Linked DNA regions of Homo sapiens: region 2 is linked to region 1. Evidence: chromatin contacts called from ENCODE Hi-C or POLR2A ChIA-PET data. All regions are on one chromosome and are shown on one strand. The core of a region is the stretch at or near the end of the contact, and the rest is flanking DNA. Distances in the headings are between cores, read along the strand shown.

Region 1 (4,274 bases), core at 1,274-3,773:
TGAGCAAGACACTTTATAGTCCTGAAGTTAGGCTTTCCTATGCTTGTTTATGGTACTGAGGCAAGGCAATGCCATGATTTCTAATTCAACTCTTTTTTTTGTTCATTCCTTCCTATTTCCTCTACCACCTAGCTACCTCCCCAGGGTGTTCATAGGAATAAAGAGAGTATGTGGAATTGCTGTGAGCTCCTTATAAGGAAAGTGTTACATAAACACAGAGTATTTTTATGTGTGCATATAAAATATATCTTCTCTGGCTAGAAGGGCCTTATTCACGGAGCTAAATAAAACAGGTTTATTTGGAATAGTAGCAATCCCAAAGGACCTGAGTATTGCAAAAAGCTTGTGTTTTGGGAAATATTAGTCAAGGGGAAAACTGTTTCTAGCATCAGTTTTTTTCCCCCATCTGTGAAGTCTTTTTTTTTTTTCCTTACACCACCGGCCACCCCCATCTGTGAAGTTTAACTTGTCTCTTACTGTCTTTGTTTTATCTTGATGAGGTTCCCCATGCATACTCATACGCTGGCATCTCTGCATAGTCCCTAATGTGGTTTGAGGCAATGGTGTGCTGGTAAATGTTTTAACAACTCGCTCTTTGTGGGGGATGACGGGGGCCTTATTTTGTAGTATTTGCCAGTTTTCATGATGTAAATGCTCCTTACCATGGCCAGTTTCAAGCTATCAACATGAGTGATTGCAGAGTTGGCAAAGATCCCCTACAGTAAGCTACCATTATATGGCTTTCCCACCACACAGATAAAGTATACATAAACAACTTCAAGAGCACAGGCAATACTAAAGTGTAGTAATGAGAAGTAATGAGTTTTGAGAGTTTATTACATTTTCAAAAATATAATTTATTTAATTCTTTTGATTTAATTTTTATTAATGGCTGTGTTAACAACTGGCTTGCAAAATTTCAGAATATTTAATAGTTGCTTCCCTGGAGCTGGTGTGAGCTGCCCCCAGCACAGCACTGGATGAGGTGTTGACCTTGATATAGCCTTGACTCCTCTGAAGCCCGTGGTTCACTTTGCCAAGGCATCTATTGGGTATTTCCACCTGGATGTCACACTATGATGGCAAAGTAAATGACTGTGAGAATAAACTCCTCATTTCCCCACTCACATCCCTTTCTGCCTTCATCCAAGTTAAAAATCTTAAAGTCACCTCTTTCCTCCTTCTCTCTCGGTCTTCCCGCTTGCTAGCCAACTATTACCAAGTCTTCCTTTGAAACATCTCTTAGTCATTCTCAAACTTGGCTGCACACTAAAGTCACCTGAGGAGCTTTAAGCAAATCCTGATGTCTGGGTTCCACTCCTACGTATTCTGGTTTAATCAGTCTAGGGTGCAGCCTGGACATCATGATTTAAAAAAGCTCCCAAGGAGAAACTAATGTGCAGCCAGGGCTGCCAATCACCATTTTTTTCTTTCTCGTTGTTATTATCTTCTAATTCAGTATAATGAAACACAGACTTGGTGATCCAACAGACTTCGGTGTGAATCTTGGCTTTGCCAAAGGGTATTCTTTTTAAGCTCCCTGAGATTCTCTTTCGCCAACTGTACAGTGGGAATAATGACCCTTTTAACATACGGTTATGTAAAAATGCCTCAGCTGAGCAGATATACAAAGCAGCAAGCAAAGTGTGACATGGAGGCTTGTATCATGGACCAAGTGAGGAATCACTAAAGCCTGAAATACAGTGATTGTCTACTGATATGTCTTTCTAAAATCTGATGTTTCACACCTATGCTCCAAGTCCTCTGTTTTTTCTCAATTGCCCAATGAATTAAGTCTGGACCCTTTAACCTGACCACATGCCTTCATATCTCACCCCAACCCACGGTGTCAGCCTCATACCTGCCCCATTTGCTCCCGTGTAACCTGTGGCCCAAACTCAGCAAAGTTTTCAGGGGTCTTCAAGCTTCCACATCTTTGCGGCTGCTGTTCCCTCTGTCTTGAACACCGTTCCTTTCCTCTCTCACCTGAACTTTCCAACACAGCTGTTAAAGTACAACTCAGAGGTCACTCTCTACAAAGTCTTCCTTGACTGCCTCTGACAAAATTAATGATCCCTTCTTTGTGTTCCCACAGCCTTTGGTACAAACCTTATTTAGCATTTGACTACATTATTTTAATGATTTGTTTTCATATCTGCCCTCCTTCAACTGTGGCTGAGTCATCTTGGTATTCCCCAATGGCCCAACGCAGATGTTTGCGAAATAAATGGGTGCATTTCCTGTCTCATTTTTCATCACTCTCTTGTCCTCCTGTATAAGAGATATGCCAATAGACTAGGTGGAGCGATCCTAGATCAGAAAACAGTACTTATAAGTATCTTAAAAGCCCCATTGAAAAGATATTTAAAACTCCCAGAAAAAGACTCCTCTCAGATCCCACATGGCAAAGCATATTGAAGTGAGTGGTGGCAGACAGGTGAATAGCATACCCTTCACCCTCAGAGAGGCTGTGAATATTAGTCACCCATGCAATGCTGCCAGGAATCCCTCTGGGGCTGGCCCAAGTCACAGAACATGTGTGGATTGTTTTCTAAGCTGTGCTGTGTTAAAATAGCAACTCCCGGTTTGCCTCAGGTGTAGAGTTTAGGTTCATGGTTCACTGGATATTTTAGGAAAATAGGAGTGAACATTCCAATCGCTTCTCTCCCCACTCGTAGTGTGTGAGGTTGTTTGTTCACATGGCTCAGACTCCGCAGAGAGCAGATTGCTGATAATGGCCATCCCGTCTCCTGGCCCTCTCCCAGAAGAACCATATTTAAGCTCTCAGTTGATGTGAATGCCCGGAAAACATTACTCTCCAGGGTAAGCTCAGGGGTGGTGTTGAGGGGCTTTGGAATCCCCGATAGAGCCAGAGCCCTGGGCCTACATTAGAGAAGAGGCTAATTTAGCTGTTTTCTGGGAGGCCATAGGTCTAACCAGATTGTAAGAATGAATAAATGAATTAACAGAGGAATCCTTCCCCTAAACTTGAAAAAAGAATTTGAAACCCTACTGTAGATTTAACCATTAATTCTCCCCTCTCATCGGTCTTCCCCAGTCTCTCCTCCAAAGATTCACCCCCTTGCTTTTGAGCACTGACTTGTTGAATGCTCTTCACTGAAGATCATTTGACCAGACTAACCTTCAGTGGCAGACAGTAAAAAAGGCCATCAGTGACCAACTCCAGGTATGGAGGCTGGACGGCTCTCTAATGAACTCCGGCTAATGCAGAAGAGAAAACACTTTAAAAACCAAAACAGGTGAAGGTCAAGGAATGATGATAGAGTAGAAAATGCCTTCATTCCTTTCATTCAAGAAAATGGCATGCAGGTGGTTGTCACTGGGTGGATCCAGTGGGCATATGTGCCAGAAATGGCATTGATGGGATGGAACTGGAGGCTGGGGACATGTTGGTGAAGTGGTGAGGTAGTGACAGGGAGGAGGGTTTGCAGAGTTCCTGCTGATTCTTATGAAAGCTCCAACAAGGGTGAAGAAAATGGATCATAATCATAGAAAACGGCTACTCCAACTCCACGTGGTTAAGTAATGGACAGGGGAGTGTCTGGGAGTGAGGGCAACGCTACCTCGTATCTACCTGGACAGGCATGGATGACATTTACTTGTCAGAATCTTCAGGTGCTAAAGAGTATACGTTCTATGAAAACAAGTGTGCTTAGAAATGCGAATGCAATTAAATTACAGGATTCAATTAACAAATACTATGTGGGATGGTGAAAGATATTGTAGGATTGCAGAGCTGTGGTTTGAGGTGCGATACCCCACAGAGAGTGTGCAGCCACCACCTGGCAGTGAGGTGAGTCTGCTGAGACAGGCTTCTCTTGATTGCCTCTCAAGGTGCTCAGAGGCTCCTGCCATCTTGGAGCGTTTGTCATTGTGATTCCAAGATAGGAATTTGCAAAGTTCTGTTTACTGGCTGTACCCAGGGATGGAGGTGGAGGTTCAGAGGGCATAGTCTTGGCCACACCACCATATTATGGGGCCAAATCAAACACCCAAATAATAGAGTGCAGGGAGTCACACCCTTATGTCACTTGATTCTCATTATATCCTTCTGAGTAGACAGGGCATTAGTTGATTCATTCAGTCATTCATCTATCCATTCTACACATACTAAGCAACATGTACCAAACTTTGTGCTAGGAATTAAGAACATAGACAGACCTTGGTTTCAAGATGCTCAGAGCCTAAGAAAGAATATTAACTTTGGTACCAGAGTGTGAAAACATCAGACTAGAGAGCTATACAGGATGGTC
Region 2 (4,274 bases), core at 1,057-3,556, 190 kb after region 1:
ACTCTCACAGGAAAAGGAAACAGGTCATGAAGGTGTTGAGTCTGAGACTCACACATACCCTGAAGATTGTAGTTGATTTCTCAGTGTATTCATCACCATTTATCTTTAAAAGGCAAGCACGACCATTTGTGAAATCCTCTCACAAAATCATCTCTAGAAAGTTGAGCCTGTAATAACAAAATTATTTCTATGCCTTGGTAGAGGGCCCACGAAAATAATATTTTTGATTTAGTTACAGGAATTCTCTTCAGCAAACAATACTGTTAAAGTGTTTTCTCTGGGCTCTGTCCACCTAATAGTTACTGTTTCTAAGTGGGGAAAATGGATTTTGTTCTGTTACAGTTACTATGATTTATACTTTTTTGTCCGGTTATCAAATTATTGTTAACCTTTATCTATCTTTACTCTTTTTAACCTTAAATAGTTCAACTGTTCAAAATTTATCTAAATTACTTTAAAAAAGAATCTAAATAATCTACTCCCAAATCCAAATCTAGAAGAAAGAAAATGATTCTTAAGAGACTACTTCCTTGTGTCTCTGACAGTCTTCAAATCACTTACTTTCCATTTAGTTTCTTTGCAGTTTCACTGTGAAGTGACTGAAACTTCATTTCTATTATATTCTGGAAATTTGGGGATCTGAGATCTAGCAATGTACTCATTTTAAGAAATTACCTTACAGGAAAAATGTTGAGAAATTCCCTGGAGTGTTCCTAAACCAGCTTTGCTGAGGTGTGGGGTTTGGACTCCACTTTTAGTGAGGGCCTGCTGTGTGCTCACCACCATGCCTGGCAGCTTCTGCTGTCATCTCGTTTCACCCTTTGAAAAGTCTAGAAGGAGAGCAGGTATTGTCAGGCCCATTGTGAAGAAATTAAAAGCAAGACTCAAAGAAGCTGTAAGGTGCCTAGGATCATAAGACCAGTAAGCGTGGGTGAGGCCAAGGCTTGGCCTGGATCTCTTACCTCCACTCCTTATTGCTTGTCACATTGTGTACCGATGTCTGGGTATTTTCCCAGCCTGCCATTGATCTTAGAAGGAAAATTCTGCACTGGTGCTGCTCCAAGAGATACAGAGGATGCATTGATCTAACCCAATGTGTTATGTGGTTGATTTCTAAGGTGAAGTGAAATCAGTTCCAAAAAGGTTTGAAGAGATCAGCGCTGTCCATCCAGGGTTAAGACCCTATGTGTACCTTCCCTGGAATTCCATATTTATTGGTGATGCTATTTCTGTCTCAGAAAAGTCCCCCTAATTTCCAAAGTGGCTTACAAATAATAGGTTCTAGATCATCTTGAAAAAATTGGTCAGGTGATTGTGTATAAGAAAGAGGACAATTTTATATCACAAAAAGGAAAATGCACCAACATTTATATGTTTGCATTCAACTGTATGTTGTGCACAGTTGTGTGTGTGTTGGGGTTGGAAGAGTAAGTGTCATGGAAACTGAACGATGCTGGGAAATACATCCTAATTACTCAGGACCATATGTTTTTTATAAACAAGCAAACAAGAGTCATGGATTCAACTATAATGGATAAAAATCTCTCAAGTTAAAAACAATACAAGGAAGTAAAGTAGAATAGCACAGTACAGTAGTTAAGCATGAAGTAGTTAAGCTTGAAGCCAGTTGCCTGAGTTTATAACCCAGTCTGCTAATTACTAGTTGTGTGACATTTGATAGGTCAGTCACTTAAAAACAAAATAAAACAAAACAAACAAATCCTCTGTTCAATATTCCCCTCTATAAAGTGGACACAATAATAATAAGTATGCATAAGGATGTTGCGAAGGTTAGATGAGAAAGTGCAAATGAAATGTCTGATACTTCATAGAAGTGTGTTATAAAAGAGAAAAATATATATACGATTTTTGAACTCCTTGTAATAGAATAATATATTTCTCAGGTTCAAGAAGTTGGGAAAGAGTTAATCACAACAGAATTGTCACCATGCTAAGAGAGAGAGCAAGTGATTTTACTACTAGAAGCCAGTATGAACCCAATAACACAGTATGGGGAAGAGAACATCTAACCAATGCATAATAATTAGGATATTGTTGAGAACCGAGCCCTCCGAGCTTCTACATGCCTTTAACAATTAGTAGGTCAATGACCTTGCTCAGTGGATCTCCACTCATATGGGAGGCACCAGCAAAATGAAGAAAAACCCGCAGACGCTCTTGTAGGAAATGCAATTAAAGTGGAAAGGCCTAAAATAACATTTCCATTGTGCCCCTCACTTACATTGGAGAGTCAGGGCCAGACTGGGAGGCTGGCAGGGAAACAGCTTGGCACTGCAGGCCACCTGGGGTCCATTTGCCAACAGGACTTGTGGCTAACATCCTTTGATAACAAATTTCCCAGAGTCACAGGGCTCTTTTAGATCACCATGATTCCGGGTCACAAGACGGATGGGAAGCCACAGAGCCCCGGGTCCTTTCCGTGAAGTTAAATATTACACCATCCATAATGAAACATCTTTGTATCTCCTCGTGGCCACAATTACTTAGTCACTGATTATACAATAAACTCTTCAGAAATAATTCACAAAGATGAGAAATCAAACCCCACCCTTTTATGTTCTGAGGCATGAACCAGCTCCACCTCTTGAGAGAGGGAGGTAAAGCCTGTTGCACATCTTCAGCCCATGGTATTTTCCGGCAAATGTGGAAGACCCTCAATATTGGAAGGTGATCTGCAGTTCCACAGGGAGACAGTACAATGGGTGCCTGCCTGGGAATGGCAGTGCCTGGCTTCAGATACGATTTCAACCGATCAGCTGTATAGCACTGGGCAAATTACTTAATTTCCTAGGCATCTCAGTTTCCTTATTCACCAAATGGCAGTAATAATTGCACCTACTTCATAAGGTTGTTGGACCTGGCACACTGTAGTTGCTAAATAACCGTCAACTATAATGCCCATTCTCCTGAGTCGTTCACCTTTTCGATAGCCTAGCAAAAAGTTCTTTGAAAAAATGACAACTACCAAACAAAAGGCATATTTCATATAGACAAAATAACTCACATTGTCTCTTACACATGATAGGGACCTTGCCCATGATTGTGGCCCTTACATAATCTGGATAACCATTTGGGTTTTTATTGCTATGTGGTGCTTCTTCTGCAAATGGTATTGTCCTTTGTGAAACCCACTGCTTTTACCTTATCATTGGCAAATACTTTTGGGGTTTACTCGAAATGTATTCACTGGCATGGGGAGTATGGATGAGGTCCCTCCTTCATGGAACTTAGATTCTGGTTAGGTAAGGGGTAACAATAAAGCTTAAGAAGTTTTAGGATCCCAAACTCAGAGTTCAAGGGGCTCATGTGTGAGGAACTCTAGGGGGAGGAAGAAAAGAAGTAAAGTTTAAGCTCAAAATTGAAGGCGGCTGAGAGTTTTGCTTGAGAAAGTGCCCCAGGTGGGTGGAAGAATGTGGTTCCAATACCTAAAAGGAAAAGAAGCTTGGAGTTGAGAGGAGCCGAGGCCTTCCACCCACCTGCAGCAATGTCAGGCGGTAAGAGGATGATGGTCAGGCTGACCTAGGCTTGGAGACCACATCAAAGGGTCAGGCTTGATCCCAAAAGTATCAAGGAATCACGGAAGGGTTTCACACTGGGAGTGAAATGGTCTGACCTGAGGTGAGGCTGGATCATCTTGGCTGCTCTGTGAGGCAGGAGAGAATGTGGGGATCCTGGTGGGAGGCTGTGGCTGTCAAGTCGGCACAAGTGCACCATCTTTTAATGATTCTGGCCCAGACTTGGGTGGTTTGGAGGTAAAGAGGTAGATAGATTTGAGAAACATTTAAACATTTGGCTTAAAACTAAAGCTAGCCCTCCCTGCCCCACAAATCAGGATAAGTAGCAACATTAACCTATAGTCGGCCCTTCTGCTACCAACACCCAGGACGTTTTTAGTTTGGAAAAAGAAGGGACCTGGTATCTAAAGTGCAGCTTGGGGGTTTTCTACTGAGGTCAATGACCTGCACTGCTCTGCCTGACCCATTGCCACCTCAGACACTGAAGCCTGCTCAGCCTCCTCTCACCCTAATTACACTTATCATGCAAAGCCCTAATACAGCCAGGAAGGGCTCAACACCAGTCCCTCTAGCCAAACAATCAGCAAACTAAGATAACTTTAAAGAGTGTCAAGCCCAACTTTATGACTCCTTCATAGGCACCAAGGGCATTGTCTCAGCAGCCTCAGCCACCAGACAGGATGGCCCAGGGCTGCTTGTTCCTTGACCTGCTAGGACCAACTGTGACTCATCTATTTA

Evidence for each region. A loop is a pair of places that touch in the nucleus more often than their neighbours do. ChIA-PET counts read pairs that join two places held with the same protein, here RNA polymerase II (POLR2A). Pooled maps may share reads with other maps.
Region 2: a pooled map of heart left ventricle shows a loop between it and region 1 (2.0-fold over the local background). The contact joins the promoter of SMIM2-AS1 here to the enhancer-like site in region 1. A Hi-C loop is called at or near these places in 1 of 168 maps with a recorded cell type or tissue (Right ventricle myocardium inferior) and 2 of 50 pooled maps. POLR2A ChIA-PET finds 5 or more read pairs at or near these places in 1 of 52 experiments (RWPE1).

The regions. Positions count from the first base shown.
Region 1 is chr13:44,299,445-44,303,718 of GRCh38, reverse strand. No RefSeq gene overlaps it. Among named protein-coding and RNA genes, the nearest start is that of SERP2, 72 kb to the left of the region's middle. RefSeq lists an enhancer at 2,148-2,337. Within about 2 kb of position 2,523, at least 20 of the 41 ENCODE cell types and tissues checked have a DNase peak (open chromatin) inside an H3K27ac peak, as active enhancers do.
Region 2 is chr13:44,108,581-44,112,854 of GRCh38, reverse strand. SMIM2-AS1 (SMIM2 antisense RNA 1) reads right to left here and starts at 2,306. Exons shown (of 5, transcript NR_104065.1): 1 at 2,243-2,306. All of the region lies in intron 2 of LINC00390 (long intergenic non-protein coding RNA 390), which reads left to right.